Linked DNA regions of Homo sapiens: region 1 is linked to region 2. Evidence: read pairs that join two places in POLR2A ChIA-PET (ENCODE). Cell type or tissue: CD4-positive, alpha-beta T cell. All regions are shown on one strand. Each heading gives the region's core, and the rest is flanking DNA. Links, peaks and the distances in the headings are about the cores only. Region 1 has its middle 22 kb from the start of IL7R. Region 2 overlaps SPEF2 (sperm flagellar 2).

Region 1 (8,347 bases), core at 333-8,332, 58 kb after region 2:
GAGCTCAGAAACTGCCACCTATCCGCAACACCTTCCTCTTTAATGCTTGTTCTCCCCATTTTACTCCCCAACCCCCACTCCGAAGAAATAAACACCAAATTAGCAGTATCTATATCCCACATCACGGTGCAGAATGTGGGGCAGATTACCAAAGGATGTGAGAGGCACACAGTTTGAAGTCTTTTTATCCTCAGAGTTAAGAAACATTATTTTTTCCTCCCTACCACTACCCACATCTGAGCACAATCAGACAGACAGCCAAAATACACATATGGCAGATCAGCTAGAAAAAAAAATACGGCCATACTTGCATTTTGTTTTGAAGATTTTCAGATAATATCAAAGATTGTTTCCAAGCCACAGTCCCAGTTTTATAGTCCAGGGCAATGCTTTAACCATTTCAGAAATGAAAAACAGCATAGGTTTCCAATTCTTTCTCTTTGGAAGCTCTGGAACAGATCTTAGTTCACTTCAATGACAAAGCTGTTTGATCTAAACAAATACATAATCTGATACATCAGGTGCTGTCACCCAAAATGTTTATTTTTATGAGAAATTGAAAAGTAGTAAGATATCTAGATATCCAAAACATCTACTATGTGCTTCCTTCTCTTCTAAGAAGATTCCTTCCTAAAGGAAGGTTCTAACCATGGATTAGCACAAAGACAGTCTTCCTTGTCTCATTTTTCTTGTTACCTGCAGTAATCTTTCATACAATAGTGTTGGTGGGTAGTATAATATTTACCTACAGTTAGCTAAGGAAAGTCTGCTTCAGTTAGCATTCTAAGGGTTTCAGGTGTCAAGTAAGTGTAAACATTTGCTCTTCCTTGGCAAATAACTTTATGTCATTCTCACTCCATCTTTAGGAATCAAATGTTATCCACCAAGTAGACAGGAAGTACCCAAGCCTGCATGGATGAAGTGGTGATGGCCATTACTAAGAGCAATTAGGAGAACCACAGCCTCTGATCCATAGTAACTTCTCTTTCCAGCCAAATACTGACCTGGAACTAGGCAGTAAGTGTCCAGGCTCACTCTTCCGTCATAAGGCATTAGCCGCTACAAGCTAAGAAGAGACCAAAGAGATAAAGTGTCACTCTATCTCCTCCACAGCTTCTCAAGAATTAAAGGGTCCATTGGAAACATGGATTCTAGTCCTGTTGCTGGCTTCTGGAAATGCAGCCAAACAGTACTGGGGACATAGTGTGAGCCACAGATTGGGCGGGACACCCTGTGATAAAACATCAAATTTGTCACACACGAGACATATGCTTTGCAACATGTGTGTCCCTCTCTCATAACTTCACAGCAATGGCATAAGCAATATAATAGTCTCCAAGAAGTACAATTCTATTGTACAATTCTATTATCTTCAAACATCAAACATATATGATAATAAGAACTAGGATGACAAATGTGCTTTCTGATTAAAGAACATTTTTTCAGAAGATTATTCTTTTCAGAGTTAACATCTTTGGGATTGAAATGAACCTTACAATTAATATCATCATAGGTTAGTGAAATGCAGTAAATAACAATATTAAATTCACATATCAATGTTGTTGGTTCTAAAGCAATTGCAAATACTTGTGAAATAAGTTGATCTCTTAATCATGCTCTATCATGTTTTTTGTTTATTGGTTGGTTTAACTGTGTTTTAACCTTGGAATCGTTTTCTTTATTGCTAGTACCTAATTAAACTTCCCTCTAAGTTACCTGATTTACTAAAATTCTGAATTATTTGATGCCACAATAATGATATTTTGCTTTAAAGGCAATTTCTACTGTTATTGTAATCATCTCATCTGTTTCTATCCTGGCTTGAAGCCCAGCTGTCTGGTCTTCTCATTGTACCTGATTCCATTTGAATGGACTGTAACTTATATTTAATCAGTATAAAGGGAGGACTATGTAGTTCTAAATTTTTTCTCCTTGTTTTCATTCAAATGTTACATAGATTTTTATTTTTAGAACTGAACACCTTTTTAAACAAATATACTCGTGCTTAGCAGGACACTAATCTGACCTACTTCGATGGGAATGTGTTGAACAATTGCAAATCACTTACCAACACTGGCTGACCTATTTTCAATCATATAAGGTTTCTCTGAAACATTTATCAAGAGGGAACATGAATTTAAATCATTATAGAATTGTCTCTTCAATCAAACAAGAGCAAAATGACAGAAAATGCTACTACAAAATCCTATCCTCTGTTTTTCAGATAGTGTCATCTTTTTCCATGATCCTTTTTTTTTTCTCCCTGAGTGTTGACTCATTATCACCAAGAATCAAGTTGCTACTTTAGTAAACTCATCTCCTCTCAGATAACCAATTGATTCCTTTTTACTACAATGATGACTCAAATCTAAACGAACTTTTAAACAAATCTCTGAATTAAAAAGCTGTTTGTAGGATTTGATCAGATTATCTGGTGTTTTATGAAGTATTGCAACATTGCCAGGATATCATGCTTTTGGTATTGAACGCTGCTGCACATAAAATGATCTTTATTTAGGACATATGGAAATGCAACTCAAAGTGACACTCGATTAAGCTTTTGAAGGATCTTATCATTTATAATATCTAAAATTATCCAGATAAACCATACATCCATTCATTTTTATTCTATAATTGCCAATGGGCTGATTGCATGTATTTTGGGTGTTCCCTTATTGGGAAAAATGTTTTTAACACCTATAAACCACAAGTAGAGTGTCAGATTAAACAAAGCTCTTTGTTCCCGTAATTTGTTCAAGACCAACTGTATCCGTAAGCAGAAGTTGCTATCAGCATGATTCTGGCCCAAAGTGCTGACTTAGAACATATGTGGGCTCACAGCTCAGAAGGTAGTGGGTCTACAGAAATAAAAGGCTGAGGGTGAACTGGACTTCAGAAACCAAGCAGAAGAGGGGTGTAGGAAATCATTTTTATTTCAATGCAAAATTGGCTCAAGACTTTTATTGTGTTTTCATTGCCTGGGAAAACAAGACTAATTTCAACTTATCTGAAAACTCAGTCTCACAGAGCACCACTACCTCAAAGTGGCTAAAACAAAGTGAACTTCTGGTGCATCACAAAAATAAAAGCTGATGTGTCAAGACAGAACTGCTATCTAAACTATGTAAATGGAAAACCTAATTTCTCTAAAGTTTCCTACCTGAACACATTTTTGTTGTTGTTGTTCAAACAAGCATGTTGATATATTATCAGGAAACATCAAGATGCTGCCTGCAATGGTTAAAATACTGATTCTTTGACAAAGTAACTTACCACAATATAACCAAGAAAGGAATAGATACAGCCAGCCAGAACTGAGCCAATTGTGAGTTACCTGCAAAAAAAAAAAAAACGGGGAAGGGACCAAGGAAGAAGAAAGATGGGCAAAAACATGTTCAAGATTATGGCTTCCTTTCATTGAGAACTGAAATAAGAATGTGAGGGTAAATCGAACCAGGATGATTAATTAACCCAATCTTTTAAAACTTGAAGTCAACCCATTTTCATTATTTGAAAATTTTAAATCAGAAACTACCTTGTTTCTGAAAACCTGAAAGATTACTTTTTTCTGATTTGTTCCACTGAAGTGGCATCAGCATGTGCATTTGCTCTCCTAGAAGGTACAGGAGTCTTTTTCAGATTATAGAAAACATGGTAGGGCTCTCAAGAGAGTCAGTGCTGAAAGACATTTGCTGGCATCCCAAATCCATGATCTTAAACTAAGCCAGGGCAGAACAACTTGGAGAAATGTTAGAGGAGAACCATTCAGATAGCTAGAGGGCTGAGAGATGACACAGTAATAAAAACATAGAGGATCTGAGATTATTCTTCCTGAAAGAAAGGTGTGTGTGTAATTTAGTAATGTTTTTTCATGTATGTGAAGATGCCTCTGAAAAGCCATGAGTAGCATTTTTTTTATGTTTTACTGACTTCAACAAAAGAAAATGAACTTAAACTACTGCATAAACAAATTAGCTTTACTTTCAAGTTTTTTTTCTTTCTTTTTTTTTTTTTTTTTGAGTTGGAGTCTCACTCTGTCACCCAGGCTGGAGTGCAGTGGCGCAATCTCGGCTCACTGCAACCTCCGCCTCCCGGGTTCAAGCGATTCCCCTCCCTCAGCCTCCCGAGTAGTTGGGACTACAACTGTATGCCACCACTCCTGGCTAATTTTTGTATTTTTAGTAGAGACGGGGTTTCACTGTGATGGCCAGGCTGGTCTCAAACTCCTGACTTCAAGTGATCCGACCACCTCGGCCTCCCAAAGTGCTGGGATTACAGGCGTAAACCACTGCACCCGGCCCAAGCTTTCTTTATTCAGTCAACTTTTATAAGAGATTGAACTAGAAGACCTCAAATGAAGCTCCAGGCAGTTTCGGACATCAAGACTCTCTTCAGTGAACTTCCTACTTACTGAAGGACACAGACTAGAACAGGTCATTGCCCACCCATCCCCATTGTAGTGAGTCCCCAAGAGGCCATGGAAATGCAGCAGAGGGGCAACTAGAATGTGCACCACAGCGGACTATGCGGCATCAGAGTAGAATGCCAGGGAGCCAAAGGAGTCTCTTCCTTGGACACAGGATTGGGGAGTTTTCTTTTACTGAGATGATTTTGAAAGAGTCTTTTCAAGGCCCAGACTAACTTTTAAGGTTTGGCTCCTTCCTACACATATAATTTCGAAGTTGTATTCTCAGAGACATATTCATGTAGTCATGAAGAGCCTGGGTTTGAAATCATATGAACTTACATCTTTCTTAAAATGGCAGTGTGACTCCAGGAATATTATTTAAATCTCAAAGCCTCAGTTTTCTTTCCTAGGAAATAAGGTTGTTGTAATAATTAAATGAAATAGGATGAAGATCCCTGCATGTGTTAGCAATGATGATCGTGATAATGATGATGATGATGACAATGATGACGAGGATGCCAGTGATAGATAGTGAGCCGCATGTCCATGCATTTATTCATTCAGCTCTTTAAGGGGTTGTTGCCAATTTTAAGCCTACTAAGAGTCGCCTTTCTCTCACTGTAACGTAGCCCTTTTGCAATTATTTTTTCACTGATAGCTTTTTGGCCATGAGCTGTTACTTCTTTCTACTGCCTGGGGTCCTTTCCATTACCATTTAGAACTTTGAGATTTTTCTTTGATAAACATTCTCACAATTCTTCCTCAATTCCAGCCATAGCAATTCCAAATTATTTGCTGGCATTCATAATTAAAATTCTTACTTGGCATCATAGTGGTTCCTTCAAATGCCTCATAAACAAACATTTCTTGTAATTGCAAAACATCTACCTAGAAAGTTGAGGGAAAGGAGTGGTGGCAATGGTTTCTTTTTTCAGTGTTAATCAGAGAAAGACTGAAAGTGATGCTTTATGACTAAACTTTTGAAGAAATGAGACTATTCAAGTTGTTGAAGTCTTTGGAATCTGTGGTTAGCGTTAAGCAGACACTTCCGACATTCTTTTTTATTATCTTGACTAAATTTTTAAAATTTAAGTATGCCAAGTGATGAAATTTAAAATTTCTGAATAATTTTAACTTTAAATATCATAAAATATGCACTTAGATCTCATATCCTAGTTCATCTGTGAATGCAAAACATAGCAATGAGTTATCATCTTGATTACCAAAAAGGAGAAAAAGTTCTGAGCAACAGTGAATCAAGATCGGTGTGAACACAAAGAGGGGGAAAAACACTACAGCAAAGTACAGGGAAACAGACAGTGAAAAACATCTATTTTTTTTTTTTTGACCAAATGAGAGTCAATTAAAAACTCACAAAATATAAAAAAGAAAGATCAATGTAACTCAGACCACAGTGAAGACTGATTGCTTTACATACTCCATCTGTCAATAAAATGCGTTTTTGAAATGAGTCTGGAGAGTGAGCAGCCTTGCTCCTCTTCCCTGGCCACCCACTCTTGCAGCCTCCTAGGACCGTGTTAATTTGGGACACAGTGCAGGTGCTCTATCCACATAACACCAGACCGGGTGGCTGACCGGGGAAGAGTTCAGTGCATTGTGTGTCTGATCTCCAAAGAAAGACTGGTTTGATAGTTAATATTTTGAATTGACTGACTTTGGTGATTGACTAGAAGAGCCCAGGTTTGCATGAAATCAAATAAAGGGAGCAAAGTAGGAAAATCAACCTTTGATGCTGAGGACAACAAAGAAAGCACATATCATGGATCAACCAGCAATAATAGCCACCGTTTGCTGAATACCTGTTACGTGCCAGGTTCCTGCTAAATGCTTTAAGGCTCATAACTGCCCTTTACAAAGGTATTATTATCTGCATTTTTGAAATGAGAAAACTGAGGCTGAGTGGAGTGGCTTGCACTGAGTGGAGTGGCTTGCACAGCCAGGTTCTTCCTACCACCCTGTAAATGATCTCTGATGTGATTGATAGCTCTCTAATGGTTATTAGCCTTTCCCATGTTGTATTGTGGTTATCTGTTTTAATTGCTTCATCCCCTCGTATCATGAGCAGATAGATATTTAAAATGTTTGCATATCCTTGAAATCTAGTCCCTGTTGTACAGTAAATTTTTTTAAAAAATTGAATACTACAATTTAAGAATTTTGTCTAGTATAAAGGTTTTTAAAAATTGTTTTATTTGTTTATTTCTTGCTATGTATATTCTAACTGTATGCCTGAGCTGGTTATTTAAATTTCCTAAGTTTTAGATACTTCACCTGTAAAATGAGAATAGTACTACAATTTACAAGAGTTGTAGTGACGCATACATAAAACAATAAATACCTGCACAAAGTAAGCAACAACAAAAACTACTGCTGCAGAAACGCTCCTATCAAAGTGGAAATTGATCAGTATACTGAAAATAAGAAGATAAAGAGTAAAATCATTAAAAAATCATAACCTGAACATTTTTACTTAATATGCATTCATTTCTAATATGTTGGTATAAGACTAAATAGTTTTTCTTTTAGTATAGTTCCTTTTACTGGAGATTGATATTGTTTTCCCTGTATTTCATAAGGCCTCATCTAATAATTTATAGTTTAACTTTCTCTTAAGTGGAGTAATATCCTGTTGTGAAGCTGAGTGAACAGTGCATTTACATGTTTACGTTTTTATACTAATCATTAAAAATTCTCTCATACTTAATCTGTTACAATTTTTTTCTTTCCTTTTTTTGAGATGGAGTTTCACTCTTGTCCCTCAGGCTGGAGTGCAGTGGCACGATCTCGGCTCACTGAAACCTCTGCCTCCCAGGTTCAAACTATTCTCCTGCCTCAGCCTCCAGAGTGTCTGAGATTACAGGTGCCCACCACCATGCCCAGCTAGTTTTTGTATTTTTAGTAGAGACGAGGTTTCACCATGTTGACCAGGCCGGTCTTGAACTCCTGACCTCAGGTGATCCACACTCCTCAGCCTCCCAAAGTGCTGGGATGACAGGTGTGAGCCACTGTGCCCGGCCTCAACTTTACTTTTCAAATAATTCTAACATGTCTTATAGAAATGATCATTTTTATTTTATATTGATAGTTCACCAGTTGATCTAGTACTTAACTTACCTGTATAATTATAATAACAATTACATCTGGTGTAAACAAGTTTGCAGACAAACACAATTTGTCTTTGGTAAATAAACAACTCCACTGGTCAGAGCAGTGTGGCTTGGGTGGTCAGCAGGTCTGAAGAGTCAGTTATGGGAAGGTCAGATAAGATAGTTTCTATTATACATGGTTGTTCTTATTGTCTGTTCTCTCTCTTAACATGTAGCACTAATATAGATTTTTACTGCAGATTTTTTGAGAATTTGGAGCAAGGCTGTTATGTGGTACAATACACACAGTAAGATAGCCCAGGACTCTCAGTTCGCACAAAGATCTATGGCATATGTCACTGCCAACTTGTGCAGCATCCCACTCTCCTTAGTCCCTCACTATGTTTCTTCTCTGGTGACTCAAGCTCTTGGCATCTATACCCATATTTTCCCTACATGTGCACATCAGCTATTTCTTTTCTTAAATAAAACAAAGCATGCCAGTTGTCTATCAATACTAAAACTTGGTTTTTAGCCACACAAGTAGACCCATTGCCTATAACCACACCCTTGAAGAGCCAGCCCCCATTCATCCAACCACGCAATGATCTCGTTCAACCCCTCACACCCAAAGAGAATGCCGCAGTGTCTGGTGGGTCAAATATGCTTTCCAAAACACTTGTAGCTTCTATGAAATAGAGTCCAGTTTCAAAGAAGACAGATCTCTATTGCATGGGCACATCTATGAGTATTTGACAATGTGAAGTAAGAGATTTTCAATCTCACTAAAGTCCCATGAACGACATATAATTCTTCAAATCACATCATCTGC
Region 2 (8,347 bases), core at 309-8,308:
GTATTACCTCAATAAAGAACGCACCACTTTAGTCCATCTCAAGTGGCAGGAATAAGGGAAGTGCTTCTGTTGACTTTAATGGAATCACTGTTGGGGTCTGATCCCTTAATTTTACAGATGATAAAACAGAAATCCAGAGAGATTAATCTCTCCTTCATCTGTAACTTACATATACATCTATTATTGCAACATATTACGATTTCTTTGTTTACAGTATCTTCTCTATAAGATTTGAACCCTTCGAAGTCAGACCCTCAAGAAAGATTAGTTGAACTGAAAATAGAGCTATGTAAATGGGCCCTGCAACTAGAATCATATTGCCATAGCCCATGGGTAAATCCTTTGATAAGTACTGACAAATTTATATTTTGTAATTCTCTTATATAATCACTGATGTACTTATAGTTAAGTTCTAATTAAAATATAATTAAATTAGCCAGGAGCAGTGCCTCACACCTGTAACCCTGCACTTTGGGAGGCCAAGACAGGTGGACTGCTTGAGCCCAGGAGTTCGAGACCAGCCTAAGCAACATGACAAAACTCTGTCTTTACAAAAAAATACAATAAAATAGCTGGGTGTGGTGGCACACATCTGTAGTCCCAGCTACTAGGGAGGCTGAGGTGGAAAGATTGCCTGAGCTTGGGAGGTCGAGGCTGCATTGAACCATGAGCATGCAACTGCACTCCAGCCTGGGTGACAGAGCAAGACTGTCTCAAAAAATAATAATCATATTTAAAGAGATTACAGATTCTTGACAATCACCCGCATTTCACCCACATCTTCTTGAGGTTATTCTCGTATCTTCTTTTTTGGTGAAGATCTAGGAAACACTTTGCTAATAGAAGTTATCCCTTATGGAGTGGTAATTCTGCAGGTGTCTAATGGGGTCAGCACTATGTGGGGATTTGCTAATTTCTGTCCCTAAACTCTGGATTTCACTATGTTTGGAAACTGTAACCATTTTTGCACTTGCTACATACCTTATTTTTTAATTATACTACACAAATGGGGCGTTTTTATATGAGTCCAGCCCAGGAACCATACAGAGAATTCTCAAGGAAAAATTCAATATTTCATCACAGATGCTGGGAGGACCAAGGTTTCATTGTTTCCGAATCACTAGAGGTTTATAGCTTAACAAACTTTGCTTTGTGCTCATTCTGTCCAAGTACTATGTGCACACCTTTGTATTTTGTTAGTTTACTCAGCATGTTTCATTGCCCTTTCAGGTAAATCACCACCTATGGCAGAAGCAACTCCTGTCATAGTAACAACAGAGGAAATTGCTGAAATCAAAAGGAAAAATGAACTGAGGGTCAAAATAAAAGAAGAACACCTTGCTGCCTTGCAATTTGAAGGTAGCGATTGAAACGACTAAGATGATGCTTTTCAGTAGAAAGGAGACCAGTAGCCAAACAGCCCACAACTGGCTCATCAATTGCCTCAGACCATGTCTATGAGAACATACAGCAAAGAGGTTGAAAAGCACAATATTCAGTTGACTGTTTTCGTTTGACCACGTGAGGACTAGATTTGAGTGTTGCATGAGTCAGATGTTTTGGCATCACCTAATCAGTCTTAACTGATGACACGATCTCAAAAAGAACCAAAAAGAATTTGGTAATGGGTTAGAAAAAGCAATAGCAGTAATTAAAATCTCATAAAACAGAAACAAAAGAAAATGTTGAAAGTTCGTATGATTTTACAGGTTTAGATAGGGACTACCTAAAGTAAGTGGTTTTATATTACAGTAAGAATAATTTAGGTACCTAATTAGGAAAATAAATTTTAACTAAAGGCTAACAGGCCCTGAAAATGAGTCCTTGGGAACAAAGGCCATAGGAGAGCCAGTCATATATCTATTATGTTCAGAGGTGTTCTTCTCTATAGGAGCTATGACTCCACAAAACATATTCTCCTTATGGCTCTCTGAATTGTCTTGTAATGCAATTCTAAATGAAATCTGAAAAGATCAGGAAACTGAGCAAACATATCCTAAGGGAAAAAAACACGGTCAATATACAAGATGACAAAACCACAAAAATGTGGCATGGGGTATGCCGAGACACCTTTAACTACTCAGTGACTATTAACTACTAAGTATGATTTCCATCCCTTGTTTCTCTCATTTTCTCTCCCCTGTCCTTCCCATCTTACTACCACCCACTTCTAAAACCCCAACAATAAAATCTGAAGTCAGTTGAACACAGGGAGACTGTGGCATCAGGCAAGTCCAGGACAGATGCATCTCCCATATTGCCTGCCCTGCATCTGATTTCAGTGGTTTTCAGTATACTTCATCTTTCAGTTCATTCCATACATGATCCTTAGTGTAGCAAAATTCATTTATGCATATAACAAATGATTATTGACTTTCCACTCTGTGCCAAGTCCTGTGATAGTTGCTGGAGACACACATTTATATGTACAAACATAAACAAAAAATAAAACTCAGTCTCAAGGAAGAGAAATGCAATCACTGTTGCATGTTGACCTGTTGACAGCTGGGCCTGTAGTCACAGCTACTGAAGAGATTGAGGTGAAGGATCGATTGTGTTTGAATCCAGCCTGGGCAACATAGTGAGATCCTGTCTCAAAAAAAAATGTGATATTGGTGGTGGGCATATTGGGCAAAGGGGACATGAGGGGAGTTCCTGACTTACCAACGGAACTAATTCTTGAGCGGAATTGGAAGACTATGGATAAGTTTTTCCAGGGGAAAAATTGGCGTGAGAATGAAGAGGAGTATTACGTGCCATGGCAGAGAGAGGGGTAAGAGGCATATCAGCTTGTGAGTAGCTTAGGACCATGAGGCATGTTCTGGGAAGGAGCGACTTGGGAGATGGGGAGGCCACACCATGGAGGGTTATCTAGGCACTGCCAAGAATGTTCAATTCTTCCCTGGTGGCAACTGGGAGCTAGGGAAAATTATGAGCAGTAAAGTGATTATGATCACATCTGCAGGTAAGACAAATTACTCTGGATAGTGTGGAGGTGGATTTGGATTTGAGGTGGGGGAAGAGAGTTAGAAAAAGTAGGATTGAGGCTATTGCAACAGTTTAAGTGAGAGATAATCAGCACCCAAACTATGCGATGATGATGAAAAAAGCCAAAAAGAGAAACTGGAAAAATTTTGGAGATAAAATCCACCAACCAGATTATGTGCCAGGATCGGTAATAGGCCCAGGGGCACATGGAGTTTGCCCTGATTTTAGTGGTGCTGAGAAATACAATGGCAATGCCACCCCAGGTTCTAAAGTAAGGAGATAAGCACGGTCCCCACTCCCTTTTCAAAATTCAGAAATTACCTATGCGTGTTTTCACATTTCATTTATCAAAGAGTAGATTGCTACAAAGTGCAATAGATAAAAAGCTCAATTATAGTTTTGGTTCAGATAATTTCTCAAATGACTCTACCACATATTACATTTTGCTTTTCAGTGAGATGGATATCATCTTATCTATTCTGGTATATTAAACGTGCACCTAAAGCTTCACAAATTGAAGCACCAGTGGTTTCAAAGTGAATCTGTTCATTAGTAAATGCATGCACTGCAATATGTTAAAACATTCTTATTTCTCTTTGCAAATAGAAATAGCCACGCAATTTCGACTTGAACTGATAAAGACAAAAGCATTGGCTCTTCTTGAAGATTTAGTAACAAAGGTGGTTGATGTATATAAACTCATGGAAAAATGGCTTGGTGAGAGGTATTTGAATGAAATGGCCAGGTAAAGTACTACATGACTTTCTGAAAATATGCTTTGTGTATTCTAAGTACCAAAATTGATGAAGATTTTTAAGGTATTTACAAATTTAAGTTAGTTACAAATATAAATTTTGGCCTTTTAGGAAATCACGTGTATAAACAGATAATATGAGCTTTACTATCATGTTTGTATTAACTCTTTTCTAACAGTAAATCATGCATCAAAGGGTTCTATTGCTATATTAAACTTTGCACAATATTTATGAGTTTAGCTGTCATACTAATCAATGAGAACCTTATTTTACAAGGTAAGATTATAGGTAATTTAAAAATAGTTTTTAGAAGTAAAATAATCCTTGATACTTTTCCAATGGTAGATTTATTATCAGTCAGAGCCAATTAAGGGGAGATTAAAAAGTCATTCACTGGAATGTTTTACCAGCTAGACTGATTCTCTTGTAAGACCAACCCCAAGTTCTACTTTTCTGTTGAGTTCCAAAGACTTCCCAGACCTTTGTTGCTACTGAGGGGCAATGACTCTCATCCTGTTAGTTCAACCTTAAAAGGTACAAAGAGGCAGGTCAGCAGAGTGAGTCATGATTGTCCAGACCAGGAGCCCCATCTTGTCCACAAATTAGTAGCATGCTTGATTGCTCTGGGCCTCATTGGCTTCATCTATACAAGGAAACACTCCAGCCAGGCTATTTCAGAAGTTTACCCTAGATCTAGATTCCAAGATGCACTACAGTTTACAATAAACATTTACTGAAAACTTAGAAGTTGCTACACAAACAGTATTCAAAAGGCAATTATTCTTAGAAGCAACAATTTTCATGTAAAAAGCAGCTGTTATGGTTCGTTTTCTCTGGTCCTTGTCTCATAGTGAAGTTCTTTTGTAAAGTCTTCAGCCTAGTTGTTTAGAACTATTGCTCCATAGTAAAACAAACAAAGAAACATTAAACAGAATAAAAAATACAAACACAAGCATAAGTAAGCTTACTGCAGTAATGCTTAAAATCATTTTGCTACTGGATAACCAAGTCAGTTACTCATCAGCATCACACAGTAATAATATTCATTTCTGTTCTCTGCCTGCTATTTTGAAATGAAAGTCTATCTTCTTCATTTTTGGGACTCATGGCTCCCATCCATGTGGCCATCCAGTGTAAATGCATATTTTAGCAGATGTATTCATATTTCTCAGATTTATATTGTATATGTCTGCCCTGTGAATCTACAGATGCTGTCATGAACTGTGGCCACAAGAAGTTAAAACCTAGAAATGTGATACAAATAAATAAATAAATAAATAAATAAATAAATAAATAAATAAATAAATAGCTGGCAGATCCCTTTGACCTTCAAATCCTGTTCTTATTTTCCTGGCACTTTTTTCCTTCCGTTGTTAAGATTACTCTTAGTAACCTTCCACTAGGTGGCGCGCATCTGTTTTAGTATCCTGATGCCCAGTAAAGGTATTATTCTACTAGTCATGTTTTACAGAGTATCGTGCCGGGCTATGGTTGGGTCTCAATCCACATTTGGAGTCCCTCCTCACTCACGTAAACTCAGCAGCTATCCAGTGACCTCCTCTGTCCCCGAGCACGCAACCACCCTAAAAGCATAAACTAATTGGCTAACACGTATTACATGGACACTTACAAAGACAACATTCTGGAGTTGAATTCTAGAGTATCTTTTGAAAGACAGCAACTAATGCTACTTTTTAAATTTTCAGTTATATGTTCAGTATGTGGTATATTTGGTGCCTATGAATTATATAAAATGAGATCAAATATGCATTTTTCTGTGTTGCTCACTTTCATTGTAATATATAAACAAGATCCTTTCTTCAATACAGCGATAATGCACTTATTCATGTATAAAACTTCTCTAGCCTTTAAAATAATTTTTAAAAGGTCATTAACTATACCCCCAGTACAGTTTAAATCTTTGCCGTATATGAGTTCACATTAATAACCATAAGATAGGGAGTGTTGCGTTGTTGATTCCATTGCAAAGACAAGGAAATTCAGAGAGCCCAGGATCTCTGGCTAGAGAGTGTCCTAGGATGAGAACTCAGATTCCAGCACTCTTTCTACCGCATCATAGTGGTTCCCAGCTGTTGCTGCTTTACCATGTTATCTAGCTAGGAATTGTTATTCTTCATGAAGATAGCAAAGCAATTTCAATGGATTATATACAACAGAGGCTATTCTGACATCTTTGTTTTAGATAACATCAAACTTCTTTGACAGAAATAGAGAAAAGCCACTCTTCTAGAAATACATTATTGAACTTGATTCACTTTATAATTCATCCTAATTCCAAATAAATGTAATTCTAATAGTCATGTTTTACAGAGTATTATGCCATATAACCTTATTCTGGTTCATACTTAGTATGAAATATAACCCTTGATATAGTCTTGCTTACATAGTAAAATATATTCTAATACTAATAAAAACTATATTTAATAGGTTCTCTTTAAGTTCAGTTTTGTGTAAAATGTGTAACTAGTAGCTGTTTAATAAGCATGCATTTTCTATTTAATCTGCATTTATTTATACCCTGCCTTTTTACAAAATAGATTTGGGGACAAATTGAAATTTATAAGCATGCAGATGGAGTTGTCTAAGAGCTATATAATCTGTTTACTTTTGTGTATATGTCTTATAAGCAAACTTTATTAATCTAATAGTATCTTTCATGGGGTTAACGCTATCCATTTTACCACTTTCAGTACAGAAAAATTAACTGACGTAGCTCGCTATCACATTGAAACATCTACAAAAATTCAGAATGAACTTTATTTAAGCCAAGAAGACTTCTTCATTAATGGCAATATAAAAGTCTTCCCAGATCCTCCCCCATCAATACGTCCTCCACCTGTAGAAAAGGAAGAAGATGGTACCCTGACCATTGAACAGCTTGACAGTCTTCGAGATCAGTTCTTAGATATGGCACCTAAAGGTAGGAAAAATAATTATCATGAAAAGAGCACAAAAAAAGGTTAAGATTAACCAGGACAGAAATCACTTGCCAACAAGTAAAATCAGCTCTATGGGATCATGTGGCACTAAAACATGCCCTTGCTTTGTTCTAGTTTATTAAATATTTGTTTCATACAACATAGACCCTAATTAAACAAGCAGGACCCACTGTGAATAATGCTTGAGCAGTGTGGTGGTCCTCATTCCTGGTAATTCCTCTCTCCTGTCCTCCCCGACCCTTGCTGACAAGTTTGTATATTTGAGTATTACTCCACCTGGCAGCTTACAGAAAGACTTTGTGCATACTTCTAGTTTAGATTTTATATTGAGATTATGAGTTTGTGTTTCTGTGAGGGGAGACCAGGCAGTAGAAGATTTCCCTTTTATGTTGGCCTTTTCCCTCAGTGCTTGTAGACCATAAGCAGAATCAAATAAGCTGTTAGAAAATGTTTGCTTAATTAATTAGTCGGTTTGTTCATATGTATGTGTAAATGTTTTCTGCACACAACAATTTTATCTCTTTCACATTTTATCAGCATGGACCTACAGCATCTGCACAGGCTTTTTTTATTCAGCCTTTTCCTACTTCCAGATATTCTTCAATGAGTTCTGTCGATTGATAGCACAAGTAATTCAGACAGATCACATAGGATTATCATCTCCACTTTAAAGGTCTAGATACTGACTCACAGAGGAGTTTAGCAGATTTTTTGCCTATGGTCATATATCATTCAGAACTCTGCAGATCCAAAGTTCTTGCCCCTTCTCACTGAACTAAGTTGCCTCTCATAAGCAGATTTCTTTTACTTTTCAACATATACTACTTATTGGGAAATTATTACTTTTCCCTGTAGCATAGTCAACTGACTTTAGTATTAATACAATGTTACTTTTTAAAAAAGTCCAGTATTTCCAGAAATTCACATCATATATCATTAGTAAAAAGAGCATTACTCTAAGTCCGAAAGCTTCCTTGCCAAGCCCAATAGGTGAAATTGGTGTATGTGTGTGTGCCTGGGTGAACCTTGCGCTTTGATGTGTCAGCTCATCAAATCAGCTAGAGCAGGCTTTACAGCTCCAAGGTATAAAAGCCCACACTTCAGCTGTGGAGGGACGGAGGTGCCATTTGGCAGCATTTGGGCACGAAGGAAACATGGCCATCAGCAGGTACAAAAAATCTCGACTTTACAAATCAGTCCATGAAATTCCTTCAGTCCTTTAGTCAGACAGAGTGCACCCTCTTCTACATGGTGCGAGCTCCACAATGCCCTGTTATTATGTACTTCCCTCTTCAGAGTTGCTTTTTCTCTTCATTTTATCCAGGCCATTATTTTACACATAAAATAAAAAGATAAGTGTAAGTGGATTCTAAACATGACATGTGGTTTGCTTTAATCCTACACTCTGGTGACTGGGAGGAAATCACTCAATTAATAGGTAAAAACTAAAGGCATCTGGGGACACTTGAATAGGTAGAAGTGGATTTTGAAAATTATCATCCACTTACAATATATCTTTCAGCAGGGACCCTAGTATCCATGATGCTAATCATAATACTTTCTTGGATCCAACCTCAAATCCAGAGCTCATATTTCCACTAAAAATTTAAAAATAAATTTTAAAAAATAGCAGCTATAACTTGA

What was found. Peaks named below come from ENCODE experiments on the same cell type or tissue, not always from the same donor. Only the 100,000 strongest peaks of a DNase experiment are listed, where the experiment ranks them.
Region 1: POLR2A ChIA-PET joins it to region 2 with 13 read pairs; 8 of 35 experiments call an interaction of 5 or more read pairs at or near these places.

The regions. Positions count from the first base shown.
Region 1 is chr5:35,830,642-35,838,988 of GRCh38, forward strand. No RefSeq gene overlaps it. Among named protein-coding and RNA genes, the nearest start is that of IL7R, 22 kb to the right of the region's middle. In CD4-positive, alpha-beta T cell, for the core only: no CTCF peak of the experiment used is centred there; no DNase peak of the experiment used is centred there; H3K4me3 peaks cover 867 bases; H3K27ac peaks cover 6,698 bases.
Region 2 is chr5:35,772,663-35,781,009 of GRCh38, forward strand. It overlaps SPEF2 (sperm flagellar 2), which reads left to right. Exons shown (of 37, transcript NM_024867.4): 28 at 1,231-1,359; 29 at 3,595-3,733; 30 at 6,455-6,684. Among named protein-coding and RNA genes, the nearest start is that of IL7R, 80 kb to the right of the region's middle. In CD4-positive, alpha-beta T cell, for the core only: CTCF peaks have their summits at 5,100 (motif pointing right) and 5,310; DNase peaks (open chromatin) are centred at 1,509, 5,169 and 7,769; H3K4me3 peaks cover 1,150 bases; H3K27ac peaks cover 987 bases.